Regions from separate parts of the Homo sapiens genome. Here region 2 is linked to region 1. The links are chromatin loops, found by intact Hi-C in ENCODE. Cell type or tissue: prostate gland. All regions are shown on one strand. Each heading gives the region's core, and the rest is flanking DNA. Links, peaks and the distances in the headings are about the cores only. Region 1 overlaps TTLL5 (tubulin tyrosine ligase like 5). Region 2 holds the start of TGFB3 (transforming growth factor beta 3).

The links. Hi-C counts contacts between places; a loop is a spot of excess contacts. Peaks named below come from ENCODE experiments on the same cell type or tissue, not always from the same donor. Only the 100,000 strongest peaks of a DNase experiment are listed, where the experiment ranks them.
Region 2: it touches region 1 in a loop (2.3-fold over the local background); 7 of 110 quality-filtered maps call a loop at or near these places.

The regions. Positions count from the first base shown.
Region 1 is chr14:75,822,508-75,838,792 of GRCh38, forward strand. All of the region lies in intron 28 of TTLL5 (tubulin tyrosine ligase like 5), which reads left to right. It also overlaps the pseudogene RPS2P43. Among named protein-coding and RNA genes, the nearest start is that of TGFB3, 150 kb to the right of the region's middle. In prostate gland, for the core only: no CTCF peak of the experiment used is centred there; no DNase peak of the experiment used is centred there; H3K27ac peaks cover 4,540 bases.
Region 2 is chr14:75,970,659-75,986,943 of GRCh38, forward strand. TGFB3 (transforming growth factor beta 3) reads right to left here and starts at 11,337. Exons shown (of 7, transcript NM_003239.5): 1 at 9,884-11,337; 2 at 897-1,060; 3 at 468-597. The coding sequence starts at 10,235. It overlaps IFT43 (intraflagellar transport 43), which reads left to right and starts at 15,105. Exons shown (of 9, transcript NM_001102564.3): 1 at 15,105-15,182. The coding sequence starts at 15,129. RefSeq lists silencers at 11,642-11,881, 12,012-12,131, 15,086-15,395 and enhancers at 11,912-11,971, 14,758-15,259. In prostate gland, for the core only: a CTCF peak has its summit at 8,784; DNase peaks (open chromatin) are centred at 8,801, 9,293 and 10,433; H3K4me3 peaks cover 3,227 bases; H3K27ac peaks cover 3,659 bases.

The DNA.
Region 1 (16,285 bases), core at 454-5,453:
GGGCTGCCTTGTAAACTGTAATAAAATGTAAAGAGAATCCCATTGCTAGCTGTACTTTTCATCTCTGCATGTCAGAGAATTCACTGACTTGGTAGCCACAGGAATGAAAACTGGTGACTCACAAGAACTCTGCAAATGGTGTTATTTTTCATTTCCCTATGGTGTTGCTATTGTTCCCAATTTTATGGATCACACAAGTTTTCATCAAACGACCTTGTTCTCCCGCTGTTTTGACATCACCCCAAATGTAGCCTCAGGGTTGTCGTCTCCCATTGGGTCAGTGTAAGCTCAGCCCAGCGCCTCAAATCCCTTGGTTCCTTTGGTCTGTCTGGAGTCCTATTCAGGCTTTGTTGTGGGAGAAGAAGGCAAAGAGCCCACGACTTGCCCAGACAGTCTGAGGCCTGGCCATGTAGCTTGCAGTTCCCTAGACACTCTGGAGTTGGACTTGGCCAGCCATCCCTCTGTTGTTACTTTTCAGAGGTAATAAGTGAGATTAATTGCAGGCCATTCTCCGGAAGAGAAAGTAGTTAGAGCCAAATACAGTCACATGTTTAGAAGCCTGAGGTGTGCCTCCAAGCAAGGCCGACTTAGAATTATACAGTAGGGACTCCAGGATGCAGGTACCAAGTGTTTATGACCTCTCTCTTCCTTAAAGTGATGTTTTCAGTTTCTAGGTGCTGATACGTGGGTGTGTTAACTTTTCTTTAGCCAATGAGAAAGATTAGATTTTTCAAGCTGCCTTTTAATTATCCATTTTTGGGGTACATGGGAAGTCATTAGGAGCTGAAAGTTGATGTGCAGAGCCATCTCATCATTACTGCCAGCCTTCCATGGAATTGGACTGCATCAGGGAGGATTTTCTAGGTGTGGAGCACTCAGTGGGTTCTTAGTGCGTTTTTCTTTGTGAGACATGGAAGGGTTACTGTAAAGTCTTGGCTGCTGCTTGGAATGATTTGGGAAGAACAGGGCCTCAGACAGCTTGGCAGGAACCTGAGGCCCTGTTTTTTTCCAGTCCAGCCCTTCCTTGTGGATCGAGCTGTCAGGGAATCCCACGAATGTCTGGCTCCTGCCCCTTTGTATGTTTTTCCAGCATTTGTCATTGAATTATTTTTATCCACCTCTGGCTTTTTCACACATGCATCCTGGGCATTTGTCTGTTCCTCGATATGAAAGATGGGAGAATTTGCAGAAAGAGCACAGCTGTGAGTTTGTTCCTACTTTTTTGTGATAGGACAAGACATTGTGGGCATGGGCTGCTCCACCTGGCCAGCTCCCATTGTCTAGAGAACATCTGTATGAACTTGAAATGCCACCGAGGAGTGGGAAATCTTGAGAAGTTGGAACCATTTTCGATGTCACCCTGTCCTTCTGCCCTCTTATTCAACAATAGATTATAAATAGCTTGGTATTCTGCTTTGCGTAATTTTAAGGTACACATTTTTCAGAGATTCTGATTCTAGTTTAGTTAATAATACTTTCCTCCCTTCTTTTAGATTATTCTTAGAAATGTTGCTGGAGATTCAGGTCTCTAACTTCTCATCTTTTCATTCTCAGTCAGTCCTCAGAAATACTGAATTTGTTAATTTCCTTTAAAAATATGTCTTATGCATTTTCTATATGTCAGGCATTGTGTTAGTTGCTGGGGAGGAGCAGTAAATAAAACAGAATGGTTCCCAATCTCAAAATTTACTCTCTAGGGTATATCTTCCATGTTCTCAGCACAGTATTGGGTGCTGGGTAGGGCCTAAAAGACTTTTGAAGACATAATGTTTGATCACTAAGAGGCTACTGTCTGGCAGGGAAAGGGAGTGTATACACATGAAACAATCAGAGCAGTGGCAGGGGGCATATGACAAAGATCTGAATTTTATGGGATAGACAATTTGAAGAAAGGGTGTCAAGAAGGGCATGTAAGGAGTCAGTCCTGTCCCGGATGAACCTTGAGGGTCGTATGCTCAGTGAAGCCAGCCAGTCACAAAAGGACAAATCCATTCATACGAAACATCTAAAGTAGTCAAAATCATAGAAACAGAAAGTAGAAAGGTGGTTGCCAAGGGCTGGGGGAAGAGGGGAGGGGGAATTAGTGTTTAATGGGTATAGAGTTTCAGCTGTGAAAGATGAAAATGTTCTAGAAATCTGTTGCAGAATGATGTGAATGCACTTAACACTCCTGAACTATACATGTAAAAATGGTTAAGATGGTACATTTAAAATTATGTGTTTTTTTTTTTTTTTTAAACAAAGAAGAGTATGTAAGGATTTAAGAGAGCTCCATAGTTCCACAAAAATTACTTAGTGGCCAAATGGCAAGGTTTTGTTTTTATCCTCTGCCTCTGTTATAAGGGAATTATTCTGAACATAGTCCTTTAAATACTTCTCTTTCTTGAAAAGCATGTTACCTTTATAGGAAATGGGCCCAGCAATTTCTGTTAGGAAGATGGCATAGTATGGTGGGAAGAGAAGGGACTTTAGAGTCAGACAGACCTAGGTTTGCCTTATTAAGTGTGTGACCTTGGGCAAGTTGCTTAGCTTTTCTGAACCATAATTTCCCCATCTTTTTTTCAATGCACATAGTTAAACCCACCTCATTAAGTTGTTGTAAGATTAAACTGAGTTGTGTATGTGAAAGTGGCCAGCATGGTTTTTACTTTTTACTTTTTTGGTGTAGGTTTCTTGGTAACTCTCAGTTCCCTTTCCAGAAAAAAGAAAGAAAGAAAGAAACTTAAAATTGAACTTGCTTGGGATATGGTATTGCTCACCACTTAGTTTAGTACCTAGTTTACATCACTCTGGCCATCACCCTGTGCAGTACGCTCCTGGGACTGGATAACAGAAATCTGGCCTTTCTAGCCGAGGATGGGAAGGCATCAGAGTGGGGCCAACAAGAGACTCTTCCTTTTTCTTTGACCCCTTGGTTGGAGGTCAGCTTCTTTCTACTCAGCAGGCCCTTTTTCTCTGCTGTCTCCTGAATGTTGAAATTTCCATTGCAGCTCAATGTTCCAGCCAGTAAACACTCATATTTTCCATCTATCCTGGGGGTCGAGCTTTGGGAGAGCTTTTCTCTGGAGCAGTTTGGAGCTTATAATTTTGTACTTTATCCTGTTATATAAACAATGCTTTCCAGCCAAAGAGCACAATCAAAGAGAAACTACTTTTTGTGGGGGGGACTAAAAAAAATTCATATTCAGAGTCCTGTAGAAGTGATATTTCACTCCTTATGCCTCTTTCTTCTCTTTCATAAAATAAAGTTTACCTCACCTTTCTCCTGAGTCTTAACTCTCACTATTCCTTCCCCTGAGGAAAACGATTTCTCCAGTACATGTATGATAAAGGCCTGTACTTCCATCTGAATTTTCTCTGCTACTTTTCTCACTCAGCCAGACACGTAACCTCTCAAGAGTTATACGCTGCATCAGTTCAAGCTCTGTGACAGATTCTACAGTTCCTCCTTCACCGAGAGAGCTGAGTGCTGTCAGTGTTTGTGCCAAGAGCAAAAGTGATTGGCTTCTGCCTAATAAAGGAACGTTGGGAAGCTTAGGAAATCTGTCAAAGATAGCTGGCTGGACGTCATACCAGGGCCTAGGTAGCATAGGTTCGGGAACCTGGGGCCGAGTGTCAGGAGTGAAAAACGTGGATCTTTCTTATCCACAAGTCAGAATAAAGCATGGAATGCAGTGTTTGCAGTTTGCCAGTGTCAGTTTTTCTAGTTAAGTTTGCCTCTCTCACTCCACTCCACACTGCTTTGAAGTATTAATGATAAACCACCTTCTATTTCCTTAGGATACGCGTACACACACACACACACACACACACACACACACACACGAGTCTTTGTTAGAGGCAAAACCTATGTGAATATACTTACACTCCTGAACTGTACACATAAAAATGGTTATGATGGTACATTTTAAATTATGTGTGTGTTTTTTTAACTACAACGTTAAAAAAAAAAGAGTATGTAAGGATTTAAAAGAGAACCCCATAGTTTCACAAAAATTATTTACTGGTCAAATAATTTTTTTATTTAACTGTTTAATCTTATTTAACTGTTTACTTTATAATTTTGTAACTCTACAAAATGGATGATTATTTTGGTTTTAAGAGGCCTGGTTATGACAAAGTTCCTTACACTAAGCTAAATGAGACTCTGTTTTTAGAATTAGGAAATTATAGGAGTTGTTTTATTTATAATTTAGTTTAATTCTCCTGGCATGGTTTTTCTATCAGCTTCTGTCCCTTCAAGTTAACTGGTTTACCAGCTTTGGAAGAGCCTGGGAAGATCACAGGCGTGATGAAACACAGTCTTTCTTTCTGACTCATGTAGAAGAACATTGATGATCCATATTTAAAGCTTACCTAGTATTGACTCAACAAATTTAGAAGGAAAACCAGCCAGTTTTCCTGATCCTTTAACTAACCCACCTGCCCTTCTCGCTGCTAAAAGACTCTCAGCGTATTACCTACCCAGTACAGCTAAGAAATCAATGCTCTTTTTTAAGAGGTCTCAGGAGTTAAGATGCTAATAAGAAAAAACTCCCTGTATTTATGCTTTCATAAAATAAAACTATAGAACTATATATCTGCAAAGGAATAAAAGTCCTCTCTTTCCTGAAGCTGCTTTGTGGGACAAAGTTTTGGTATAGGCTCTTAGTAGCTAAGTCTTAGTTCCCTTTTTTTGAAAGAAACAAAATTGTACTTGCTTGGTATATGGTATTTGCTACACTGGGACACAGTTTAGAGTCAACTGGCCGTAACTCACGTACAATAAAATACAGTATTATAGCAGGGAAAGCAGTAATATGTAATCACAATACTAAGGTTGACATTATTTATTTATATTGTGAAGTAAGTACCCACTTATTAAAACTGTTATTATAAATCATTAAAATGCTCGTAAAGAAAGATAATTAGGAAAAGCCAAATTTTAAATGTTTATTTAAATAGGGAGCCAACTGTTCTTTGGGTGATGTGTGCAAAGCTAGTGAGAGAGGCAGTGTATGAGAGCTTAGGGATTTGAAATGTCACAACATATGGCAGGCCCAGGTGTTCATTATAAGTTACAAACTCTCGTCCTGCTTGGACCATTCGTATGCTTCAGGAGCAGTAAAGGGACTACTCATGGTTTTCATGAATTATCAAGCTAAGATTCATATTAATTTCACTTCAGAGCCAATAATCAATACCACATTTGGCTTGGTTCTTTTTTTTTTTTTTTTTTTTTTTTTTTTTTTGAAACAAGGTCTCACTCTGTCACCAGGCTGAAGCTCATTGGCATGATCACAGCTCACTGCAGCCTCTGCCTCCTCAGGCTCAAGCGATCCTCCCTCAGCCTCCCAAGTAGCTGGGACTACATGTGTGCACCACCATGCCTGGCTAATTTTTGTATTTTTTGTAGAGAGGGGGTTTCACCATGTTCCCAGACTGGTCTTGAACTCCCAGGCTAAAGCAGTCCACCCGCCTCAGTCTCCCAAAGTGCTGGGATTACAGGTGTGAGCCACTGTGCCCGACCTGGCCTGGCTGATCTTAAAAATAAGTTTTGCTATCTTTCTGTGATGAGAATGAAATATGGGTGCATCTCAATGATGTGACTATAATTTAAAAGGATTTAGATGAGAAAAGCAGGCTTTCTGGCATAGTAGGTAAGGCAGCCATAAAGAGGTTAGTAAATTGGATGTACTTAAAGGCTAGAGGAAATCAAATCACAATTGACCCTTGAATAACTCAGGTTTGAGCTGCTCGAATCTACTTATATGTGGCTTTTCTTCCATCATCTGCCACCCCTGAGACAGCAAGACAAACCCCTTCTCTTCCTCCTCCTCCTCGGCTTACTTAACCTGAGGATGACGAGAATGAAGACCTTTATGCTGATTCACTTCTGCTTAATGAATAGTAAATATATTATTTCTCTTCCTTATGATTTTCTCAATAAATTTTTTATTCTCTAGCTTACTTTTTAGTAAGAATACAGTCCCATAATACATATATCATATACCATATGTGTTAATTACTGTTTATCCGTAAGGCTTCCGGTCAACAATAGGCTATTAGTAGTTGAGTTTTTGTGGGGGGTCAGAAGTTGTACCTGAATTTTCGACTGTGCAGGGGTTGGCACCCCAACCCCTGTATTGTTCAAGGGTCAACTGTACATTCTTTTGAAACTGGGTTGCACCAAGTAAAACTAAGTAAATGAAAGACCCTGCCTATACTGTTGAATACTCTCAAATATCTTACTAGCTGCTTGAGCCCAGTACTGACATTTGAAATATAAGCTTCAAAAAGAGTTTTGTTACCTTCTTCAACAAATATTTAGTAAATTAAAATATGTGCAAAAGCAAGGGTGAAACTGGTAGTAAGTAATGTTTCAGCTAGGAAATGATTTCATCTGATAGTTGTTACAGTAATGTTATCCTCAAAAAGTTAACATGTAAAATTACTGAATATCTCCTCAGTGTGAGAGACTGGGCCCTGAAGGAGGTATCAGACAAATCCCTGTCCTCAAGAAGGAAAATTACTGATCATAAAATTTACTAATGCAAGTACTATAAAGCAATATGTGCTTAATTATTGAATAGGAAGATGAAAACCTTTTCTTAAGTGGTGAGAGTTCCGAGGAGAAATTTATCACTCTGGCTGGAGAAGCTGGCGAAAACTTCATGGAAAAGAAAAGGTGTGAGTTGAACCTGGAAGGGTAGATGGGGCTTGGATAGGCCAACAGGCTGATATTCATCACTTAAGAGATAATTGCACATATATTTGGTGCTTGGCACTATGTGAGAATCTGAGAGGATCAAAGAATTGTAATCCATACTCTTAGTAATAGCTCATTATTGACCAGAAGCCTTATGGATAAACAGTAATTAACACATATGGTATATAATGTATGTATTATATACTGTATTCTTACTAAAAAGTAAGCTAGAGAATAAAAAAATTTATTGAGAAAATCATAAGGAAGAGAAATACATTTACTATTCATTAAGCAGAAGTGAATCATCATAAAGGTCTTCATTCTTGCCATCCTCAGGTTGAGTAATACTGTCCTATACATTTACTTTTTTTTTTTTTTTCATGTAACACAGAAAGCGAGTGATTTTAAAAGAGCATATGGGTTCAGATGAGTTCACAATTCAAAAAAGATACTAAAGACTTGGGTGAAAATATAAGGTTCTGCAGAGGAAGAGTTTAAGGTAGGGTGTAAATTCAGTCCCAGGTGTATAGGCTACGGATAGGTTAAGAAATGGAACAAAAAAGAAGATAATGTGCAAGATATTTAAGGTATTTGCAGGGACAGTAAGTGGGAGCCAGTCTGGCTCAGACAGTGTGTCAGAAATAATGTATTAGTCAAAACACTTGGAGTTTCAAGTGATAGAAACTGAAATCAAGCTGGCATATCCGTAAAGGAGATTTTTTAGTTCATATAAAAGCCTAGAAGTTGGTGTGGGGGAATTAGGAAGTATCATTAATCATTCTCCTTTCTTCCAAGTTCACAACTAAATGAGAAATAGTAGAAAAGTTAGAGAAATAGTGAGATATTGGCTGTATTGCTAAGGATAAATTGTTGGGGATATAGCATAATTAGGCTTCTACCTCTCAAGTCTGAGTCTTTCTAATTTGTTTTCTGTATTCTAAATATTTCCTGTATTGACATTTTGGTCACTTGGATAATTAAAACAAATTTTTTCAAGAAGAAGGAAAAGGATCCAACACACCACAATGTGAAAAACAAAAACAAAAACAAAAATTGTGGCCTGATTTCCAAAGTGAGCACCTGCATCTGGGTCCAGTCCACCTTACCACTTGCATTCTTCTTCATAAGTTCAGTGTCAGCCAAGTCAACAGATCAAAAGTAAGCCTATTATTGTACAACATGGTGACTATAATTAATAACAATGTATTATATACTTGAAAATCACTAAGAGAGTAGATTTTAACTCTTCTCAGCACACACAAAAATATGTAAGGTAAAGCATGTGTTAATTAGCTCAATTTAGCCATCCCACAATGTATAACATATTCCAAAACATCATGGTGTATACCATAAATATATACAGTTTTTATTTTTTCATTAAAATAATTAATGAAACATGAAAGATAATATTTTGGAACACAAATATATAAGCCTTGTATATTTTCCCATCACCACATCCTCACTTATGCCATTCTGTAGCACTTATTCTATTTGTTTACTGTTTACTTTCTATCACTCTTTCACTTAAGTGTATGTTGTCTTATTCATTATTGTATCCCAGTGCCTTGGTAAGCAGTAGGAACTTATTGATGTACAAATATTGAGTAAAAGCATGAGTGAATGGATATCCTGTTCTCACACAGGGCTCAGTTTATTGCAGTCTTCCTGCAACCTTCCCTGATGTCCCAAGCAGATCTTATTAGGATTTCTCATCCTTAATGCCTTTCATCTATTGGAATCATGCTCCTGAGAGATATAATTCACCATGATGTCCAGTATGGTAGCCACGAGCCACATGTGTATATTTAAGTTTTAATTAAAATTAAATAAAATGAAAATTTCAGTTTCTCAGTCATAAAAGCCACAAGTCAAAAGCTCAAAACGAGCTTACGTGGCTCATGACTACCATATTGGACAGCTCAGGACTGGATAGTTGACCCAGAAGATGTAATAAAGACTCAAACTTGGTTAGTGAAATAAAAAGTAAAAAGGAATGAGTTTCTAAGAAAGGTACATTGTTGATATCCTCTTAGGATCTTCTGTAGGTCTTGAGCTTCTTTTGTTTAGATCTGGAGATTTACTACAGATGCTGTTCTTGAACTAATTTGTGGTCCTGGAAGGGGAATATTCTAATGCCTTGGGAATCTCACAAGATCAGAGCTTCAGTGTAACTAGTATTTAACCTATCAGAGCTAGGCCAACTGAGAGGAAGGGGTTTTTAAAGCAGATCCCAGCATTATCTTTTTATTTTCTGAGATGTGTCCATGGCTAGATGTTGGGGGAGTCTTGCTTCTCTACCCTCCCTCTACTGCCCACAGCCACCGCCACCCCCACCTGCCTGGCTGGAGGTTCTGACATGGCTTCTAGAGCTGCTGTAACTCTGGGGAACAGAGCCAAACATGCGGAAGTGGTTACGTGTACTAGCTCCCAGGGAAGCCGTGGCTAGCAGGGGGAGTGGGTGGGGTCCTGCCTGATGGCTTTTCAGAGACGCCAAATCTTTGAAGTTTTGTTTTAGCAGCTGCCAGGTATGCTGTTTCAGCACTTTGCAGACTCTCCCTGTGTTCCCATATCACATTTTTTCTTTACTGTGTGTGCATAGTATACACAATGGAGCTTGGCTGTTGGGAGGGCAAATATAAAATTGTGGAGTAAGGAACTAAACACAACCCTTTTGGCTTTTGGCTTTTGCTTTTTACTATGACTCTGATATGAAATAGCCACTTTAATGCCCTGTTTTCAGCTCTGTCCGTTTCTGATCACTTGCCAACGGAGGGGTAGAGTCCTCTTCTGTTTTGGGAACATAGTACAGTTTGAAAAACTGGAGGTCCTACATTTCTGTGATAGATTGGGGTGTCACTCTTGAGGCTAGAACTTCTCCCTTTTTACGAAAGAACAGATGACACACACCCCCACCCCCACAGCAAGTAACCCGGATACTGCTGGTCTCAGAGTAAACTTCTTGCTCACCATTGGCTCCTTGGCATTGAGCACAATGTCAACAATAAATATTTGTTAAATGATTGCACTTGCAGCTGCTATGCTGGAGGAGAAGGGCTGGGGAGGTAGAATACACCTTTAAGGCCCAGCCTCTGTGCTTTCCCTGCCTTCTTAGTAATCCCTTTCTCCTATCCAGTCTACAGTCACCTGAAGCCTTTCCCAATTGCCCCCAAATTTGCTGCTTCCTCTGAACTCCACTCTCGGAGTTTAGTGTATGTTCTTTTGTGTAGTTAACTGTCTTTTCTTTCTTTCCTGAGATGTAAGCTACATTTTATTTCTGGACCAGGAATGGGAAGACCTAGGTGCCAGCCACAGGTCCACCTGACTTGGGGCAAATCATTTGACAAAACCAAAGCCTAATTTTGCTATGTGGAAAGTGATGCCTGGATTGTCATGGGAATTCGATGAGATCCCATATGTGAACGTGCTTTGTAAACTGTAAAGTATTACACATGATTGGGTCTTTTCAGTACTAATAACACTCATCACTATAAAATAGTAATGTTTGTTTCTGCTGCCGATGTACAAAGACTAATCTCTCCCAGAATTGAGGTAAATCACCAGTTTAGTCTCACGTTACTCAGTTAGTTTGGCACAGGTTTAAAGCATTAAACGGTCCATTCCAGGCACTGTCTGTCATCGCTTCTCTTTCAGTCTGCAAGCTCCTCCTTTTGGAGCTGTGGGGTGGTTGTTTTCTTAAGTCTCCCTTCTTCTCCTATCAGGCCCAGGCTGAGCTCTCTCTTTTAACCACCTCTGTTCTTAGGGCAGCAGGCTTGTCCATCCAGTTCCCAGTTTCAGCGGGAATTGCTGTACTGGTGGGCCAGTCTCCTCAGCGTGGCCACCTGCCTCCCGCAGCTCTGCCCATCAGGAACACCAGGTGCCTTCATCATTCTCCTCAGCCAAGCCCCATGCCCTTATCAGCACCTCTCAGCCTCACTTCCTGCGTTCCTCTCCCTGTGCTTATTTTTCTGCCAGGCCATCCCCTAGCCTCCTCCCTCTTTCATATCATTTCATCCTGCATTTTCTTTCGTTCTCTGAGTTCTGACCTTTCATCCAGAAAGGCTGTTTCATATTTCAAGACTCTGCTGTTCGGTACATCTTCACCCTCCTGTCACCCAGTCCCCAGCATCTGAAGGCAGCTCCTTCTCAGAGAAGAATAGGATAAATAAGTGCTGCCACATTTTGGGACTATCATATGGCCTGAGAAGCTCCCAATTTTTTTTATTTTAAAATATCGAAGATCTTCCATGTAAGTGTTATGACCTAATGTTTGAAAGCATGTAGTTAAGAGGCAGACCAATTTGGATTCCTTCTTTTTTTAGCCACTCACTAGCTATTTTGCCTAGGGCAAGTTCTTTGAACTTAATATTCTTATCTCTAAAATAGAGAATAAATGCCTACTTCCTAGGGATGTTCTCAGGAGCAAATGAAAACTAAATGGCATAAGAAAAGCACTTTTACTATATATAATGCCTGCCATAGAGTACGTGCCCAGTAAGTGGGAATCCATGTAAACATTTCTATGTCATCTACCCTTACCCATACCCATACATTAGAAATGTTAAAAATGGAGACCCAGAGAAATGAAGTAGAGTGTGCAAATTCTCATGCTTACCTAGTGATAAAGTAAGGAGTGGAATCCAGGGCTTCTAGTTCTCTGCCTGATAAATTTTCCATTTGATCTCTCTGACTCCTCAAAGGGTTATTTGTTTGAGTTTCCTTTCTTTAGGTGAAGTATGCTATTATCCCAGATAGAGGCATGTTCATTTATTCATTCATTTTTCATTCAACAGACATTACATGACCAAAATGTTACCAGGCTCTGAGTGTACAAAGACCAGTAATGATGAACTCACTGTCTCAATGGTTAGTCCAGTAGGGAAGAAATCATCACTGTGAAGAATAAGTCACAGTACAAAAAACATGCTAGTAAAAGGCATGTGGGGCCTAGAGGAACAAGCTAAATCAGAGGAAAACCAGGATTGATTTTGCAGAGAGTGAATTATTGGTTTTTTACTAGATGAAAATGGCGGAGATTTGTGCAAAGGCAGGGAGGTATGGAAGAGCATACCTGAAGTGCAGTGTTGTGGGAGCATCACATTCAAGTAGGGGAGTATGTGGTTGAGGATAAAGTGGGAAAGTTGAAAAGTTAAAGTGCTTGGTATGCCATGTTAAAGGGATTTTATCCCATTGTCAGCCCTTTTAATCAGTGTGAAATGAAGAAATCAAGGGAGTTTTTAAAAAACATTTCTGCATCTTTATACCTATGTTTTCATGTTTTCACTGTCTTTCCCCTTCCCTTTCCCATTCTTATTTGGCAAACACTTTTTACCATTGTGGATCTAGCCCAGTTCTACCCCTTACTCTGTATATTTTTTACTCCCTGCCATCCCAGGCAGTCTAAATACATACCTATGCCCAAAATTCACAGACCGGACTTCTACCTGGGCAGTTCTTTAGCCTACTACAAGAAGTCACACACCATCATTTAAAAAGAACTTTTTTATTCTGTAGATGGATTAGGTCAGGACTTTTTCCTTTAACAAGAACCACAATTCAGCATGCTTACCATCATTAGAACTTGCGCTTTGGGCTGGGCACAGTGGCTCACACCTGTAATCCCAGCACTTAAGGAAGCTGAGGCAGGAGAATCACTTGAGCCCAGGAGTTTGAGACCAGCCTGGGCAGTATAGTGAGACCCTCATCTCTACAAAAAATTTCAAATATTAGCCGGGCATGGTAGCATGTGCCTGTAGTTCCAGCTACTCAGGAGGCTGAGGTGGGAGGATTGCTTGAGCCCAGGAGGTTGAGGCTGCAGTGAATCATGATTGTGTCACTTAACTCCAACCTGGGCAACAGAGTGAGACCCTGTCTCCAAACAAACAAACAAACAAACAAACAAAACAATTTGAGCTTTGACTTCCTCTAGTAAGGTACCCTAGCACTCAGCTGGCCAAAAACCTGCTATGGCAGCAGTTGTCATTCTTCATGTCTTTGCAACACACTTCCACATACAAGAACTTTGATCAACACAGTTGAAGGGATCAAAAGATGCAAGACAATACTCAACCCAGTAAATTTCACCTGGTGGAATCAATATTAAAGTAGAGCATTGTCTCCCAGTGTCCATTAGGTGTCTATAGTTATACTCCTCATTCAGTCATCCTTCAGGACCATGTGGCTGTTTTGAGTATTGCTATTTATTTATTGCCCTCATTAGACTCTAATATACTCACAGGACAAAGTTTCTTCAGACTGTAGTAAACACACAATCTCTATTTGTCACCAGGTTGATGTTATGCTTCTCTTCTTGTGTATTGCAAATGGACTCTGCTCTATACCATGTGACAGGAGCCAACCAGCTCAACATTTCATCTGACAAAGAGAACCATTATGTTGTATTAAAATATGTAGTTAAACCCACAGAAGGGAGAAAATATTTGCAAACTAACCATCTGATAAGAGATTAATAATCAGAATATGTAAGGAATTCAAACAACTCTGTAGGAAAAAAACTAATAATCCAATTAAAAATAGGCAGAAGACCTGAACAGACATTTGTCAAAAGAAGGCATATAAATGGCAAACAAGTATATGAAAAATACTCAGCATCATTGATCATCAGAGAAATGCAAATCAAAACTTCAGTGAGATACCATCTCACCCCAGTTAAAATGGCTTATATCCAAAAGACAAGTAATGATGCTGGCGAGGATGTGGAGCATAGTGAAGGCTCCTACACTGCTAGTTGGAATGTAATTAGTACTACCACTATGGAGAACAGTTTGGAGATTCCTCAAAAAACTAAAAATAGAGCTACCATACAACCCAGCAGTCCCACTCCTAGGTATCTGCCCAGAAGAAGGGAAAGCAGTATATTGAAGAGATATGTGCACTCCTGTGTTTGTTGCTGCACTGTTCACAATAGCTAAGATTTGGAAGCAACCTAAGTATTCATCATCAGATGAGTAGATGAAGAAAATGTGATACATACACATAGTAGAGTACTGTTCAGTCACAAAAGGAATGAGATCCTGTCATTTGCAACAACATGATGGAACTGGAGGTCATTATGTTAAGTGAGATAAGCCAGGCACAGAAAGACAAATTTTGCATGTTCTCACTTACTTGTGGGAGCCAAAAATCAAAATAATTGAACTTGTGGAGATAAAGAGTAGAATGCTGGTTACCAGAGATTGGGAAGGGTAATGGGGGTTAGGGGTGACAGGGGGAAGTGGGGATGGTTAATGGATACAAAAAAAAAATAGAATGAGTAAGACCTAGTATTTGCTAGCATACCAAGGTGACTGTAGTCAAAAATAATTTAATTATACATTTTTAAGTAACTAAAAGAGTGTAATTGGACTGTATGTAACACAAAGGATAAATGCTTGGGGTGATGGATAGATACTGCATTTACCCTGATGTGATTATTACACATTGCATGCCTTTATCAAAATATCTCATATAACCCATAAGTATATACACCTGCTATGTATGCAAAAAAATGAAAAATAAAAATAAAATATATGTAATCAAATATATTATACATACTGATCAAACTTTACACACCTGTGAAGTTTTCTCAACACAGAAAAGTTGAAGCCTCTTTCCCAAGACTTTAATGAAGAGATGTGTTGTAATCCAGTGATAGACCATCATGAAAATATGCCCTAAATTGTGCTGTGTTAGGAGAGCAGGCCACTATGACATGATAATGCTTTAAAGCTGATTTTTTTCTTTTTAAAATTTATCAATGTGATTGCATTGGTTACCTATTGCAACAAAACAAATTACTGTAACATTTAGTGGCTTAAAATAATAAACATTTATTATTTCAGCCTCTGTAGGTTTCTGTAAGAATTGAGGAGCAGCTTAGCTGGGTGTTTCTGGCTCAAATTCTCTTATAACATTGCAGTTAAGGTGTCAGCCAAGAGGGTTGCAGTTATCTGAAGGCTTACCTGGGGCTAGAGGATCCACTTCCATGATGTTTCACTCTCATATGCGTAATGAGTTCATGCTGGCTGTCGACAGGAGGCCTCAGTTTCTCACTACATGGACTTTTCCACATGGACTTCTCCACTGGCTGCTTACATGACCTCATGACATGGCAACTGACTTCCCTCAGAATGAGTAATTCAACAGAGAGTAGGGTAGAAGCCACAATGTCTTTTATGACCTAGCCTTGGAAATCACATATCATCATTTAAAAAATTATTATTTTAAAAATTGTGGTAAAACACAATATAAAGTTTACCATCTTAACCATTTTTAACCATTTGAACTGTACACAGTTCAATAGCATTAAGTACATTCACATTGTGCAATCATCACCACCATCCATCTCCATAATTCTTTTCATCTTGATAAACTGAAACTCTATACTCATTAAGCAATAACTCTACATTCTTCCCTCCCCCCAACGCCTGGACACTACTGTGGTATTTTCTATCTATATGATTTTGACTACTCTAGGTATCTCTATTAGTAGAATCATAGAGTACTTATCTTTTTGTGACTGGCTTATTTCACTTAGCATAATATCCTCAGGGTTTATCTATGTTATAATGTGTCAGAATTTCCTTCCTTTTACAGGCTGAATAATATAAAATATTTCATTAAACATATATATATGTGTATATCTAGATATATGTGTGTGTGTATGGGAGTGTGTGTGTGTATATATGTATACACACCCATACACACACACTACATTTTGTTTACTCATTCATCTTGATAGACACTTGGTTTACTTCTGCTTTTTGGCTATTGTGAATAAACTGCTACAAACATGAGTGTACAAATATCTTTTCACCTCCCTGTTTTCAGTTCCTTTGGTTTATGCCCAGAAGTTAAATTGCTGGATAGTATGTTAATTGTGTTTTTTTAAATTAATTATTCACTTTATTTTTCCTATATAAAAGCACTACATGGTAGCCAGAGTTGGAGCCTGCATCCTTTGCACAGAGGCTCTGGTGCAGGTCTTTACTAGATGGCCAGTGAATTCCCAATTAGGTGATTTGGTAAACACAATCTTTCCAGAAGTAAGAGGTCAGATAGCTAAAGATCTTGGAGGTGGCGGCTGGGCGTGGTGGCTCACACCTGTAATCCCAGCACTTTGGGAGGCCAAGGTGGGTGGATCATGAGGTCAGGAGATCGAGACCATCCTGGCTAACACAGTGAAACTCCATCTCTACTAAAAATAGAAAAAAAAAAAAAATTAGCTGTGTGTGGTGGTGGACACCTGTAGTCCCAGCTACTCGGGAGGCTGAGGCAGGAGAATGACGTGAACCCTGGAGGCGGAGCTTGCAGTGAGCCGAGATCGTGCCACTGCACTCCATCCTGGGTGATGGAGCGAGACTCCGTCTCAAAAAAAAAAAAACAAAAAGATCTTGGAGGTGGCATCAAAGGTAGTCTTGGCACAGTTGCTCAGAGGGTGGTGCAACCCCTGGCTAAGGTGTAGCAGTCATGAGTACCAGGTATAAGCAGCAGCTTTTTGAGTGCAGGACCTAAGATGTTGACAGTGCCTTTGGGGGCGAGGGTGAGGCACATCAGCACAGAGCCGCAGCAGCCAGTCACTTGCAGTGCAGAGTGTGGAGC
Region 2 (16,285 bases), core at 5,719-10,718, 150 kb after region 1:
TCTTCCCCTCCCCAGCTCACCATGCTCCAGCCACACCGATCTGTTTGCTGCTGCTGCTAGAACAAATCAAGCTTATTTCCACTTGAGGGCCTGGGCCTCCCTGTTGCCTTTGCTTAGCACATCCCTTATTCTGATCTTCATGGGCTAAATCCTTATCATTCAGATGTCAATGCATGAATTTCTTCATCATAGAGACCTTCCCTGTTGGACTCCACCCACTCATTGTCACATTGCCCTCTTTCTATTTCTCATAGTTCCTATCCCTGTGGCTGCATCCCCAGGGCCTGTCTTACAGTGAGCATTTAATAAACATTAGTTGAGTGAATGAATGGAGGATACTCAGTGGCAAAGCTAGGGTTTGAACCCAGATCTCTGACTCCCTTAATTCTGTCCTCTTCCCTCCATTTCATGGAGGACTAAGGGACCTGAGGTTCATTCTGAAATGCTTATCTGAAGGGTCCACCTACCTCTTCTCAACAGCCACTCACGCACAGTGTCAGTGACATCAAAGGACAGCCACTCGGCAGTGCCCCGTGTGGGCAGATTCTTGCCACCGATATAGCGCTGTTTGGCAATGTGCTCATCTGGCCGAAGGATCTACAGGGCAGAGAAAGGAGTGAGTACCCGAGACCAGGACAGAGTGCCCCAGAAGATGTCACAATGCAGAGCACAGGTGAGGGAGCGATAGGAAACCAGTGGTTCCTGAATGCCATGGCCCTCGAGCACCTTAGCTAACTCTTAAGTGTTTTAATGACAGACACAGATACGGAAACGAAGGCTCAGAGAAGCCAGGATTCAAACCCAGGTCTGCCAAACGCTGCACCCAGTGGTGCCCTGATATGGCAAAGGAACCAGCTTTCCCGTCGGTGTGGTTTCTGCTCTGAGAGAGGAGTTACCTGGAAGAGCTCGATCCTCTGCTCATTCCGCTTAGAGCTGGGGTTGGGCACCCGCAAGACCCGGAATTCTGCTCGGAATAGGTTGGTTCTATTTTTCTCCACTGAGGACACATTGAAGCGGAAAACCTTGGAGGTAATTCCTTTAGGGCAGACAGCCAGTTCGTCTAGGAGATAAAGCAGAGCAGAGGGCACAGCATGAGCGAGACATGCAGGAACAGTGTGCTGCCAACGGACAGGCACCAAGTGGCCACCGTCCCGCCTGCCACCTCCCTAGAGGCTTGAGGCCTCAGACCGCAAGGTGGAGATACGAGGAAGATTCTTGGTGGCCCTAGAATCACACACAGTCCTGAGCAAGGAGCAGTGTGGCCTCAGAGCTCCACAACATGGCACTAGACTGGCCAGTCAAATCTAATTGCCCCCTCCTCCCACTGCCTTGACATCTCAGTTCTGGTAAGTTTTCCAACCCGTTTTTCCTACTTTTTGAGAAAATACTGATTCTAGAAAGATATCAGCACCTAGTAGTTTACATATCTTACAGCTAGTTGATTTATTCGTGTGTTTGTTCATCTGGGCATTCATTCATTTATCAAAGATGTATTGAGCAGCTACTATATGCCAAGCATAGTGCTAACCTTGGGAAGCAAAACATGAGTAGACACAACCCCTGCCTTCAAGGGGATTAAAACCCATTTATGCCTGGTGTTCCATTATTGGAACGCTAAGCATGTAAGAGTTATTTATATCCTGCTGCTCAAGGTCAAGGCCAAGGTCTGATTTCAAAATTCAAAAAAGTGCAGCCTCAGGCTTATGGGTTAATATCTAAGGGGGGGTATTAATACATGGGCCCAAATAACAGGACTAGAGAGAAATAATAGGACAGAGTGCCCCGGAAGATGTCACAATGCAGGAGCACAGGTGAGGGGAGCGACAGGAAACCAGTGGTTTTCAGAGAAGTCCAGGAGTTGCTGCAGGAAATCAAAGGAGGGAAATGGCAAGGAGCACTTCACGGAAGGGGTGAAAATTGAGAGGATTTGAGGATGGGGAGGAAAGAAATGTTACATGGAGTGACTGCTGGAAGCAAAGGCAGGGAGGGGAGGAAATGCAAATGAGTAAGAGGGGCCCGAAACAGCAGGTGGGAGCCAGGTGAGAAAGGGCAAGATGATAGATTGGGGTCCACCTGTCAGACTAAAAGGTTAAATTTTAACCCATTAACAGTAGGGAGTCACTGAAAGTGTTTGAGCAGTGCAGTGACATCTCAACCTTGTGTTTTAGACCCAATAAAGCAGGGCTTATATAGCAAAGAGCCCACATCATGAGCCTGGCAGAAACACAGATGCTTCCTCTGACCAAGCTGGTGTGTCACCATTGGCTCCTTTCTCTTTCCTTGACAGCACGTGCTATGCCAGACGCTGTCACCTGCTGGCCTCTTCATCCCTGTCCACAAGATGTGGGCAGCGAATGCTCTTTCCCACCCCTCTGAGCCAGAGAAAGAGAAAGAGCCTGTCTTTTCTCTGCTCCTGTACACTTGACAGCCTCAAGGTCTGAGCAGTATTAACACCCAGAGAAAAACTTTCTGCACAAATGGTAACAATAGCCCGAAGTTGAAATTCAAGCTCATAGACCCAGATTCCACACATAATGGACATGGCTGGAATGAGCTTATAATCACCCCGAGGGGTTGTTGAGGAAGTCACAGACAAGGCAGGAAGGATCAGAGGCCTGGAAACAAGCAAATGCGCTACTGATCTTCAGGAAAGGATGAGTGAGTGTTTCTGGAAATTGCCATCTGGTGGGCCTGACGCTGGTTCTTAGAAAATTAATGGAACAGATGTTAGGAAAACAAATGTGTGAATGCTGTCTAATGAAGCCCTGATTAATAATTGGCTTTGAAAGAACAGATACTGCCAACGATTCCCTAAACCATTTCAGATAGAACCAAGGAGAGAAATCAGTGATAGTTAAGTAATGTGTAAGTTTACAAGTTTGTAATACTCTGAATGTGGATAAGCTACTTGCATTGGCAACCCTATCAAGGACAACAGAGCTGGGTTTTGAAGGAGCTGTTATTGATATGGCTTCAGTTACAATAGCACCTGCTGGGAGGATCACTTGAGCTCGGGAGGTCCAGATTGCAGTGAGCCAGGATTGTGCCACTGCACTCCAGCCTGGGCAACAGAGGGAGACTCTGTTTCAAGTAAATAAATAAATTAATAAAGTAAATAAATAACACAGCTCCAGTGACTACAAGAGGAATAAAGGGTAAGTCAGTGCAACATGCACCTTGCTGTAAAAAGAAGGGAGATGGGGCCGGGCACGGTGGCTCACGCCTGTAATCCCAGCACTTCGGGAAGCCGAGGTGGGCAGATCACGACATCAGGAGTTTGAGACCAGCCTGACCAACATGGTGAAACCCTGTCTCTACTAAAAATATGAAAATTAGCCAGGCCTGGTGGTGCGTGCCTGTAATCCCAGCTACTGAGGAGGTTGAGGCAGGAGAATCGCTTGAACCCAGGAGGCAGAGGTTGCAATGAGCTGAGGTGGTGCCATTGCACTCCAACCTGGGCAACAGAGTGAGACTCCATCTCAGAAAAAAAAGAAGGGAGATGGAAAATGGCACTTGCTGGTGAGACAGTCAGAGTGGGTCAAGGCAGTGGGAAGCCAGGAGATGGGGAAAGTTATGAGCTAAGAGAGTTCTCAGGACACCCTAGTGGCCGTCCTCTTTGGTTTCTTCCAGCCTATCAATCATAATCTGCTCCCCAGGATGAACACATCCTGGGGAGAATTTTAAGGTTTCAAGAAAGAGGTGGGAAAGGTCATTTTTCTATTACTGGGATATATAGATTTCCCATGATTAGAAGGGACATCAGGAGTCATGTGGCGCAACCCTCTTCAGAGGAAGAAATGGCTGTCTAGAGGGTCTTGGCCAGAGTCACTCAGAAGTTAGCTGACACAAGCAACTTGACACTAGCAAGCAAAGCTTAGGACACAATTGCTAGTGATTAAAAAAGAATTGGCACCTGGGCAACAAGGTGAAACCCCGTCTCTACTAAAAATACAAAAATTAGCCAGGCATGATGGTGCATGCTTGTAATCCTAGCTATTCAGGAGGCTGAGGCAGGAGAGTCACTTGAACCTGGGAGGTCGAGGTTGCAGTGAGCTGAGATTGTGTCACTGCACTCCAGCCTGGGCAACAGAGTGAGACTCCATCTCAAAAAAAAAAAAAAAAAGAAGAAGAAGAAGAAGAATTGGCAGCCAGGCATGGTGGCTCACGCCTGTAATCCCAGCCAGCACCTTGGGAGGCTGAGGTGGGTGGATTGCTTGAGCTCAGGTGTTTGAGACCAGCCTGGCCAACATGGTGAAACCCCATCTCTATAAAAAATACGAAAATTAGCTGGGCATGGTAGCACATGTCTGTTATTTCAGCTACTCGGGAGGCTGAGGCGGGAGGATTGCTTGAGCCCAGGAGTTCAAGATCAGCCTGGACAACATAGGGAGGACCTATCCCTATTATTTAAAATTAAAAATTTTAAAGGCCGAGAACAGTGGCTCATGCCTGTAATCCCAGCACTTTGGGAGGCCGAGGCAGGTGGATCACTGGAGGTCAGGAGTTCGAGACCAGCCTGGCCAACATGGCAAAACCCCATCTCTACTCCAAATACAAAAATTAGCTGGGTGTGGTGGTGGGCACCTGTAACCCCAGCTACTCGGGAGGCTGAGGCATGAGAATCACTTGAACCCAGAAGGCAGAAGCTACAGTGAGCCGAGATTGCACCAGTGCACTCCAGGCTGGGTGACAGAGTGAGACTCTGTCAAAAAAATTAAAATTAAAATTAATTAAAAAAAAGAATTGCCTGGGAGATCAAAGAAAATGTACATACAATCTTCTTGACAATCAAATTCACTGAATAATGATGTTTTAAGTAATCTGTGGAATGAATCATCGTATACATAAATAAGCAAAATGTAATAGCACCACCTTGTTTTGTCGAGTTTTTATTACTTCATGTGACCTTCTAACAACCCCTGAGAAGAATGAAAACATGTAAAATTTATCACTTGACAAATGAGAAAACTGAGCCTCAAAAAGTTAAATGTCTTTCCCAAGGTCACATAACTAGAAGGTGGTGGAGGTGGGGTTTGAACCCAGGTCTTCTGAACATACCTCATTTATTGAAGCAGAGACTCTTCAAGCTGGGAGGGATCTGGGAGATCATCTGGTGAAGATGGTTTCATCAACAAAATATGGCAAGATTCCACTAAATGGGCCTAGAGTGTCAACCTATGCCTCAGACAATGACCCACTGCAAACGAGTTTGTGGTTCTTAAGCCATGCCTCACAGAACACTAGTATTATTGAGAGCTGGACTAGGGGGTCCCACCTTTACAAATTAAATCTTGAGCAACTTTTTCCATTGCACAGAAAAAATATATATTGGTGAATGCCATTTTCTCTATTTTGTTTAACGGGGCAAAACATAAGCAAAGAATATTCATGTACAGTATGCATGGAAAAACCAGGAAATAGCTGACCATGTTTAGTTAACTGCCTTTTAAAATGTGTTCAGACACCTGGGTGGCTAGGTGTGCCTTTGCTTGTATATATCATTTCTGCTGGTTCTAGTGAAGGGACTATATTTATCAGTGTGGCTGTACTTCTCTACCCTGGCTGCACATTAGAATCACCTGGAAAGCTTTAAAAACAAATGATTCCTGGACCCATTCCCCAGCAGTTCTGACTACACTGGAGTGAGTGGGGTCCACGGCATATTTTTTTCAAGATCTCCAGATGATTCTAACGTGCAGCCAGGGTTGAGAACCACAGATTATAATGTGTTGCAAAGGGCACCATGGCTTCTAGATGTTCTGGAAGTTTGAGAAACCACTGCTTTAATGGTGTGAGCTTTCTATTGATTAACCGTTAAATGAATTAGACATGTTGTTTCGCTGATGGAACACCTTTAAAAATTTTGAGTTAGAAGCCCATAAACATTTTAAGCCCATGTTAAAAATTGGAACACTTCACAGAAAGATCCAGATTTTCTGCTTTTCTGGGACACGGGAAGAACTAATCAAGCTGGACCCACAGTCCTCAATGCAAAACCCAGCAAGAACTGAGGCTGGCTGCTGCTTTGGCTGGGCACGTGGGCTCCAGGTCCCCTCCCTCTCCCTGTCTCACACACCCTACTTTCTTCTTGACCCCAAGACCAAGTGTCCTGGTGCAGTTTATCATGACGCCGTGGCTTTTCTTCCAGATCATTTGCATTTCCTGCCGGGTCTCTGTAGGCACTTGTGTTTGCCATCCCTCTAAGAAAAGTTTCGCCCTAGTTCACTGACTCTTAAGCTTCAATGTGCTTAAGAATCCATAAGGAGCTTGTCGAAAATACAGGTTCCCCAAGACTCCACCCCCTCAAGATTCTGATTCTATAAGGGTGGGTGGGACCAGGGAATCTACATTTACCTCCAGCTTCCTCTGGACCACACTTGGAGAAGTGCTGACCTCTACTGTGCAGAGGGCATTGGCCCTTGGAGCAAATGATTTTCAGAATAATTCTCAGAATAAACAAAATCTACACTTAGCAGCTAGAGAACAAAGACTAAAATATAGAGTTTTCTCTTTGCTGAGAAACTCTGGGTTTGCTGGTTGTCTTAGCGCTGCCCTTGGCTGAAAACAACAAGTCTCCGAACAGAGACAGATAATTACAAGCCAGAAGATAAAATGACACCTACATTGGTGATACCTTTGTAAGAGGGATGACAACGGAAGTAAAAAAGCTGTGTCCTTTCCCATCACATGGGGTCAGAGAAACTCTCTACTCCCTCCCGACAGTAAAATCCTGGAGAATTAGAAAAAGGATTACAGAGTCTTGCCCATACTCCCCAATAGAGGCTCTGCTGATTCATCCCAGATGGAATTATAAAATTCTTTCAGCTGAAAAGGAGTTTGGAAATCATCTCTAACTTTACAGCTGGGGAAACTGAGGCTCAGAGAGGTCACTTTTACGTAGCTGCGGTTGCTTAACCTGCTTGAGACTCTTCATTAAATAAAGAAAACTCCTTCATTAAATTAGGGAGAACATTTGTGGCAGTATGAATCTCCCGGGCAAAAAAAAAAAAAAAAAAATGCAGAGCTAAGGAAGAACAAATCCAGTTATCATTGTGCAATCTGCCACCTGGGTTACTAAGATAATAACTCTGACCTCTCCTGCTTGGTCCAACACATGATTCATTTATGTTATAAATCAAAGTTCTACTGAACCCTAAAGGTTAAAGGAGGTTAAAGGTAACACTTACAACGTGTATTTTACATATAAATGAGTGCTTAACTACATGCGTCCTGCACACAGAATGTCTAGGTTAGGGTCCCTGCTCTTTTTGGACAAATTACTTAAGCAATCCAGGTCTCAGTTTCCTTATCTGTAAAACAGGGAGAAAAGGTTATTTAGGAAAAGGCCTTCCTCTCTGCTCTCACCTTGGTGCCCTTTCTCCTGCACTACTAAAAAGTATTTCCTCTTTCATTTTCCTCTCCAGGGACCTCTATCTCCTTGCCCTGGCTCCTACTGTCACTTTCCTTTGAATGCATGTTCACTGGGTCAGGGAAGTGGCCAGAAGTGAGGAAATATGGAACAGAACGTGATCTCATGACCTCCCAGCAGAGGCTCTGGCATTGAGACCCTGCTGTGCCCCACCACAGACCTGGTGTCACCCCTGTCTGCCCTCATGAGTTAAAGACAGGCTTCCTTCCCCCACCCCGCCCCGCCGCCTTGCAAGCCCCTGATGATGGCTCTCTGCTCCTGCTCAGCACCTGCCCACTGCCTTCTTTATAGTTAGTGTGCCTTGTGTGTCTGCCTCTCTGGGGTGGGCTCAGCACCCGACCAGCTGCAGGGCGGGCCCAGGTCCGTCTGCTCAGCCTCCAAGTCACCTCCAACAGCTGCAGAGTCTGCCTGCTTCCGGTTTGTACCTGTGAGCCTCATAGCATCGCACGTTGGCTCCTCCCCAGCATCCTGAACAGCATCCTGCTCACTGTGCTGGGTTGCCCCAGGCCAGACCATTGCTCCATAACCCCACATCCACCCATCTGTTGCAGTTGTAAGGTCTTGGTACTGCAGCCTGGAAGCTGCCCAGCATCTATGGGGCCCTGCCCGGGCTTTTCCCAAGGACATCTGCTATTTGTGCTTTGAGTCTGCACAAAATCAGTGTCCACTTGCACCTGCATGGCCTTGCCTCCACGTGGCTCATTCATTCTCAGCTCAGGATTCCGGGATGGGGGGGTCCTGGTGACTCAGAATGCTTCCTCCCTTGGACTCCTCCTGCTGACCCAGACCATGAAGGTCTGAGTCCTGCCCTCTTGCCCTGGACTCTCCTCACACCTCTCCTGCCGGCCTCAGATTTCGACCTTCCTCTGATGCTTGTGGTCACTATCTCCCGCGTTGGTGGGTTCCCAGGGAGTTGGAGCCTTGGCCATCGAGCTGCTAGGTGCCTCTGGGAACTGTGGGTCTCTGAGCCAGCCCCACCCAGAGACCCTGGGCAGGGAGTAGTAGCTCTGCATCGGCCTCCAGCCTCCGCCCCACATGGCAGCCACATCCTGAAGAAAGGCGCTCCAGGCAGCCACAGGAAGCTGGAGCGGGAACCCCTCGCCAGTAACCACAGGCTCCTCTGCCTGGCGTGGAGCCGTGAACGGGGCCTTTGCACCTCCAGCCAGAGCTGGTCCACCCATCGGTACCCACTCCTGTTCCTTCTCTCCAGCCAGGTTCCTTTCACCCCTTGCTGTGTGCTCTGCTGACCACCCTCCCCTGCCTGCCAGCTCCATCCCATGCCCTCCACCCCACTCCAGGAGCTGCCCACCTCCCAGGTGGGCCTGGGCTGAGGTAGTCAGGGCGGCGAGGACACCTGCTGGTAGGAAAAGCAAACAGAGCTGCTCCCGGAGTCTACGGCCCACGAGTGGCTCACATTCCTCTTTCCTGGGCTGTCAGTTTCTCAACATCTGCCAAATTTCTCTCTCTTGTATTGAGGTTTTTAAAATCCCCTTCAGTAAACACATATGACTTCCACACGTGTACCAACACACACAGACATCTCGCCCAGAAGCCGCCCGGCTCCTCCATGCAGACAGAGCCTCCTGGGACGGCAGGCTCCCAGACATATCCCCCCCCCCCACCATGCACCCACTGCCACCCCTCCACCCGCTCTCCCGTGACACGCAGACACAAAGGGCGCCAGCCTCCTCTACGCATCCACAGCCAAAACCCGCTCTCCCCGTGCCCACCGGCCTGGAGGGCGCCCATTTTGAGCACATGAATCTGTCTACTGCACAAGACTGCATGTCACCCTAAAGTACACGGCCCTGGGAACATTCGTGCATACCCTCTTCCTTCCACACACACAGCTCACGTGGGTCTCGTGGGTCACGTGGGTGGGGTAGACCAAAGGGCCCAGGCAGCAAGAAGCTGTCTCCTGCCTGGGCTTCAAAAAGCTTGACAGACATTAATTTGGGGCAGGTATTCTTCTTCCCAAGAACTGGAAAAACTGAAACGGAGACGTGTCACAATGAGTTGTGAAAAGCAGGGAGAAGATGAGGTCTCCACACTGAGAACCGTAAGGGCTCCTGACAGAGCCGGCCTTCCCCTTTATGGCACCCAGATGCTTACAGTTACTGATACGATCGCATGTGCAAGAATACATATGTTTCCCTGGACAGCACAATGTAATTCCAAATTAAAATCAGTCAAGGATGTGATGTGAATTCAGCAAGCCACTCAGCTCCAGGGCTCCTGGCCTCCCAGAAGCGCCGGCTCTTAACAGAATGGCTCTATCTCCTTCCCCACCCACCTCCCCAGCCCCAACGGAGGAGCATCGCACATCCTGAGCCTTGGTGCTGGTGAATCCTGGGGCACCCTGCTGTGTGGCCAGCACTAGGCCCCCCTCTGCAGAGCTCCCAGCTCCAGTTCAGACCCTCCAGAGCAGACACCCCAGCGAGAATTTGGACTTACTGTGCTCCGCCAGCCCCTGGATCATGTCGAATTTATGGATTTCTTTGGCATAGTATTCCGACTCGGTGTTTTCCTGGGTGCAGCCTTCCTCCCTCTCCCCATGCATCTCCTCCAGCAGCTCCCGGGTGCTGTTGTAAAGGGCCAGGACCTGATAGGGGACGTGGGTCATCACCGTTGGCTCAGGGGGGCTGGTGAGCCTGAGCTTGCTCAAGATCTGTCCCCTAATGGCTTCCACCCTCTTCTTCTTGATGTGGCCGAAGTCCAAGGTGGTGCAAGTGGACAGAGAGAGGCTGACCGTGGCAAAGTTCAGCAGGGCCAGGACCACCAGAGCCCTTTGCAAGTGCATCTTCATGTGTGAGCTGGGAAGAGAGGCCAGGGGGACGGCAAGGCCTGGAGAGGAAGAGACCCCAGCAGACGTGCAGAAGGAGGGAGGAAAACCAGGCGGCCTCCCCAGATCCCAAAGACTGAGGCTTGGCAAGAAGGTGCATGAACTCACTGCACTGCGAGAGCTTCAGGACTTCCAGGAAGCGCTGGCAACCCTGAGGACGAAGAAGCGGACTGTGTGCCTTGTAGCGCTGGGATTCTTGTCCATGTGTCTAAACAGGTTTTGCTGGGCTCTGACTCCCAGCAGGCCAGGTGGAGGGCAAGCAGAGGGCTGGGAGGGGTGGCAAGGCAGCTGGGAGTGGGAAGGGAGCTGGAGTTTTTCCTTAGGTAAAAATAAATAGAGTGGATATCTGATATTGCCAAACGCCGCTTGGCGATGGGGAGAAAGTGGGTATTTTAAAGAAGAAGCAGAAGGACCATGGCTGGGTCCCAAAATCAAAATCCTTGCCTTGCCTTGAAAGAAAATAAGAAAAGAGAATGGAAAAGAAAAGGGAAAAAAAAGTAAAAAAAAAAAGATCACCAGTGAGTAGGTGGGGAGAAGCAGGGCCGGGCAGTTGCTGGCCCAGCTAAAGGTGGGGGCAGTACAGGACACACTTGTCTCTCAGGCACTCCATTCATGCTTTCTCTTTTGTTTACACTTCCTCGGGGGCTTTCTAAATGACTTTGTTCACGCTGCCTCTCGTCTTCATTGGCTGGGGTGTGGGGTTATATGCATTGGAAGGCAGGGAGGCAGGCCTCTGAGCGCAGCAGCCCCAATCATCCACTCAGACGCCCAGGGTCACCAGCACCTCGGCTTGTCTTCTGCCTCGGCCATTGCTTCTGTCCCCTGCTTCTCTTTAAAAAATAAAAAGGAGAAAAAAATAAAATAAAATAGAAGCCAGTTCACGGCACGCCTGCTCCGGAAAGCTGTTATTCCTTCTCTCGCACGCCTCTTCCCCTGTCTCTGCCTCTCTCGCTCATTCCCTTGGACTTGACTCTCTGCTTCCCTCCCTTTCTCTCTCTCCCTCTCCCTCTCCCTCTCGCTCCTCTCCCTCTCTCTCTCACACACACACACATGCACACACACTGCTTTCTCTATTTCTCTCTGCTGAAATTTTATACCTCCCTCCCATGACGTCTCTGGCCTGGGGTGGGGGAGGGAGGGACCAGCGCACGCAGCCTCTTTTGCTGCACGATGTTAATGTTTTAAACAGGCACAGGAAAAGCCGAGCCCTTTTGAAAAATACTTTGCGAGTCCTCTCGTTCGACGTGGTAGCTGAACTTTTTTTCCCCTCTTGGAATCACTCCTGCCACACGTTGGCTGTTTTTCTGGAAAGTTACTCCGATGAGCCCCCTCCCTCCCTTTCCCCCAGCCCCGGCGCCCTCTCGCCAGCTGTCAGTCCGCGCCGTCCGCGGCCCGCGTCTACTCTCCCTCCTGGTCCCCCGGTCCCGGGGCCGCCCGCGGGCCAGGCCCAACCCGGGGCAGGGTCCGCAGAGGGCGCGGGACCCGGTAGGGGCGGCCATGCCAGCCTCGCAGAGGGGACTCCCAGCCTGCGAGCCGGGTCGGAGGGTCGGCGTCCGCTCCGCGGCGATCCTGGCCCGATTCTTCATTGACAAGATCGGAGTCGGGAGGCGGGCAGAAGCCTGGAGACGCTCCAGGGGCAGTGAAAAATGGTGGCGTTTTCCGGAAGATCGAGGGTGCCCTCTGGCGAGGCGAGGCCGCCAGTGAAGGAGCTCGGCTGGTCGGGAGCCGGGGAGGCTCGGGGGCTGGGGGCTGCGGGGTGGGGGCTGAGGGGCGGGAGAAGGGGCTGCGGTAGAGAGCGAGAAAAACAAGACCCAGGCCCCGAGGAATCGCCTCCCTCCCGGCCCGACGTGCGCACGAGCGCACCTCTCCCTCCCCGACCGCCGCTCCGGAGCCGCTCTCGCAGAAATGTCATCCAGATGTTCAGCCTCCCTCCCCGCCGAGGTCTCCGCAGGGAGCTGCGCCAGCGAGCGCGAAGTCAGCAGTTGGCCCGAGCCCATTTCCCAGATGGGTGAGGGGAAGTCGGCTCTGTGCTTTCGCTCCTCTTCTCGGCCCGAACCTCTAGGCCTTTTCCCACGAGCAGCCAAGGGAGGGTAGGGCACGTGGCTCCCCGCACCCCGCAACACAGGGCTTGCCTCTGAACTGAACTTTCCTGAGAGTGAGTGCCGCTCCCACCCCATCTCACTCCAGCCTTCCTGGACCCTTTCTGAGAGGTCTGGCTTCCAGGCCACTAACTGAAGGGGCTGTTCTCTGTATCCCAGCACAGCGGTGGGTCACTTTACGGATGAGGAAACTGAGGCATAGAGTTTTTTGTTTTTTTTTTTACAGACCACACTGCTTGTGAGTGATGGAGGCGATATTTTACACAGGCTATCTAGCTTGGGTAGGCATTACTTTCATTTGCAAAACCAATGGGAAACCTAGGGGTAGAAACTTTAAAAGTAACTTGCCCAAGGTCACATAGTTATTAGGTGTCAGCTGTTGGGATTTGGACCCAGGACGTTGCCAGATTCTGGACTTAATTACTATGCTATACTGCCTCTGAAATTTCAGAAAAAGTTTAATGTTTACTATATACCAGGCACTATTCTAGGCTCTGTGAAGAATATCAGTGAACGAAACAAAACTCCTGCCCTCAGGGAAATTTTATTTTAGAGGCAGGGGTGGGGCAGTGGAGGAGGCGATAAACTAAATAAATATGTAAATGATGTAGTACGGTAAAAAGTGCTGAGCCAGGTGCAGTGGCTCACGCCTGTAATCCCAGCATTTGGGGAGGCCCATGCAGGAGGATTACTTGAGCTCAGGAATTCGAGACCAGCCCCAGCAACACGGCGAAACCCAGTCTCTACAAAAAAATGGAAAAATTAGCCCGGCATGTTGGCGCAGGCATCTACTTGGGAGGCTGAGGCAGGATAATCACTTGAGCCAGGGAGGCAGAGTTTACAGGGGGCCAAGATTGCACCACTGCACTCCAGCCTGGACGACAGAGCAAGACCGTGTCTCAAACAGACAAGCAAACAAACAAATGTGGTGTGGCAGAAAATCAAGCAGGGAAGGAGGATGGGGTGTGCCTAGGTTGGGGGATGTTGCAGTTTCAAATAGGGTGATAAGGGAAGGCCTTTGAGCAGACAGTTGCAAGATAGGAAGGAAAATTATTAAAGTTATACTTTTTTGGACTCCACCTCTACCAAATCAGTCTCCAGAGCTGAGGCCCTGGCATCTCTGTTTCTTTACAAACCTCACACGTGATTCAGGTGCTAAGCAAGTTCTGGAAGCTACTACTGCAGGGTACCTCTCTGCCCAGAGTGAGGACCATTTGCCTTCTGTTTTCAGCAAGTTGGGGAAGAAGTGGGGGTGAAGGTCTGGAAACTGACTATAAGGTGATGGTCGTATGCTGTGAGCTTACAAGAAATGGAAAAATCCAAAGATTAATCCCTTCTTCCTCATCTGGTGCCGAAGAAGAAGGGAACAAGGGATTCATTGGAGCCTATATTTCATCTGTCTTGGATTTTTGGCAATGAGTGTTTCTTCAGATTAAAATCTAACAAAGTATTCTCACTGAGAAGCAAGTTAACAAAGGATCTTAGAGATAATCTCTAAAGTAATTACAAGGGAGGAAACTGATAGCGGAAAGGGCTCTGCTCTGACTACACAGGTAGTTTTCAGGAGAGCTAAGATGAGAACACAGCTCTTCTGATATCCAGGCCAGTGCTCTTGCTGTCACAGGCATGCTAACACACAGTCCTATCCAGTAACATGTGTGACTGAACTGAGTGATTTACTGGATATTTAAGAAATGCTTGCAATGAGGTTTCAGGGGTGCTACTCCCACTTCCGAATCCTTGCTTTTAACCTGTGTCCATCCAGGCCTTCCCCTCAACATAATACTGGAATGTTGTTTGCTTTCAGGGCTATCAGCCCATCTCCTATGGATCTCAGCCAACCAGTGTCAGGGACCTGGCCAGTGATATTGACTTGGAGATCTCATATGAAGAGTCAACAAAGACGCAACTTAAATGCCCCATTAGGCTGGGAATTTGTGGTACATCTCCCTCTGCCAGCCTAGGAGAATGGCTGGCACCCAGTAGTATGTGCTGGAGATAAATACTCCAGTAATGTCTGGTGTCAGAAGGGCATTTGGCTCTGCTGCTTGGCACTTAGGTGATTTTCCTCAAGCCCCTTCTTTGTACCTCAGTGTGCTTTATTGTTGTGTTAGAGATACTACTGCTACTCACTTTGCGGGATTATTGGGATTTAATGAGATATTGAATATTTGTACTTTTGAAAGTTATTACTACTCAGCTATTTGATGTGTTGATTCAGCCTCTCTGTAAACTTCTTGAAGGCAGAGATTATGTATATTGCAGTTTCCATAATTCATGGTAAACCATTTATTACACCTGATTCCCTGTTTTCTCATCTGTCAAATGGAAACAATACCACTTATCTTGCTTCCCACACAAGGTTGTTAATGCCCCTCACGTTAAGCCAATAACTGTGACGGCCTTCTGTACCTTGCAAAGAGCTGTACAAGTGGGAGGCATCAGTATAGCAGTAGTAGTGCTTTGCACTTAATATATTGATATATTTAAACAGAGCTACAAATACAGACAGTTCCTAACGACCAAATTATTTTACCGTCTCGCAGGAGCAGCGTTGGCGAGTTTTAATAACCGGAGGTTGCTTCCAGATGTCAAGCAAGGCAGATTTAAGAAAGATTCGGTAGTTTGGAGGATGGCACACAGAATCCAGGAACCATGCTGCGTACCCTTTAAAAATTGGGGTGGAGGGGCGGGGCTGTTAGCAGGGACGCGTCTGGGCCAGTCGGTTTCCAGGAAGTGACGTCAGGCGGCCGCGGAGATGGAGGATTTGCTCGACTTGGACGAGGAGCTTCGCTACAGCTTGGCTACCTCCGTGAGGACCAATTCGGGGGCCTTGGGGGCCAGGATTTGGCGGGTGGGGAGGAGCGACCCCGCCGGCCCCGACTTCTCTGAGGCGACTCAGGGCGGCAGGCCTCGCGCCGCGCCGGGTGAGGCCCAGAAGGAGGCAGCCTCACCGCCCCGCCCCCAGGCCACTGTGGGCTCCGCCGCTGCTGGCCTGGGGTTTGCTTTCTTTAAAATCCTCAGAAAGTAGAAAACACCCTGTCCCCGCCGGCGTCTAGGACCGTGGGAAATTTCCGAGCCTTTCTCCGTTTTCTAGAGCCCCGAGTGCGAACTTCCCCAGAACAGATCGATCACAGGGTGATAGGGGAGCCCCGGCCGGGGTCGCACTCGCTCCCATCCTAGAGTTTTTCCTTTGGGACACCTCGTCGCAGAAGTTCCTGCAAAAGCCGCACTGTTTTATGCATGGAAGGGAGGCAGGCAGGGACGGCCTTTCTTCCCGGTAATCCCCGTGGGGAGGTGGGAGTTAACCTCAGTTACCTCAGTAGTTAAGGAAACCAAGACCGATTTGTAACGTGAGGGAGTGATTAGGTGCTCAGGCACTGAGGCCAGATGGAGCATAGAGCTGTTGCCTGGGTTCAAAAAAAAAAAAAAAACCTAAAAAACGATTTAACCTTTCCGAGCCTTGGTTTCCTTATGCCTAGAATGGAGGTGTTACAGTGAAAAGGAAATGCAACAATACATGGGAAGCGTGTAACTCAGTGCTTGGCATATGTTATCACGGAAGAGGTCAGAAGAGGTTAGCTACTGCTGCCTATGAGGCTGTGGTTTACCCAGCGTTATAGTTAGTAAATAATGGAGCTAGATTCAAGACCCAAGTTCAGTGTCTACCTTCCTCCTTTGTAACCCCCATCAGGCCTTTTTATCTTTAAAACTGGTTAGGATCGCACTTACTAAAAGATTGGGCCCCAGAGCAAGTCTTTAGTGTCTGCTGTGAAATCTCTAAGTGTTTTGAAGGTCACCAGGCCTGCTGATACGTGAATGTTTTTTAGTACCTGGGGATGTGAATGTAGTTATTCATTCATTCAACAAATATTTATTGAGCCCCTACTGTGTATCAGGCAGTGTCCTAGGTGC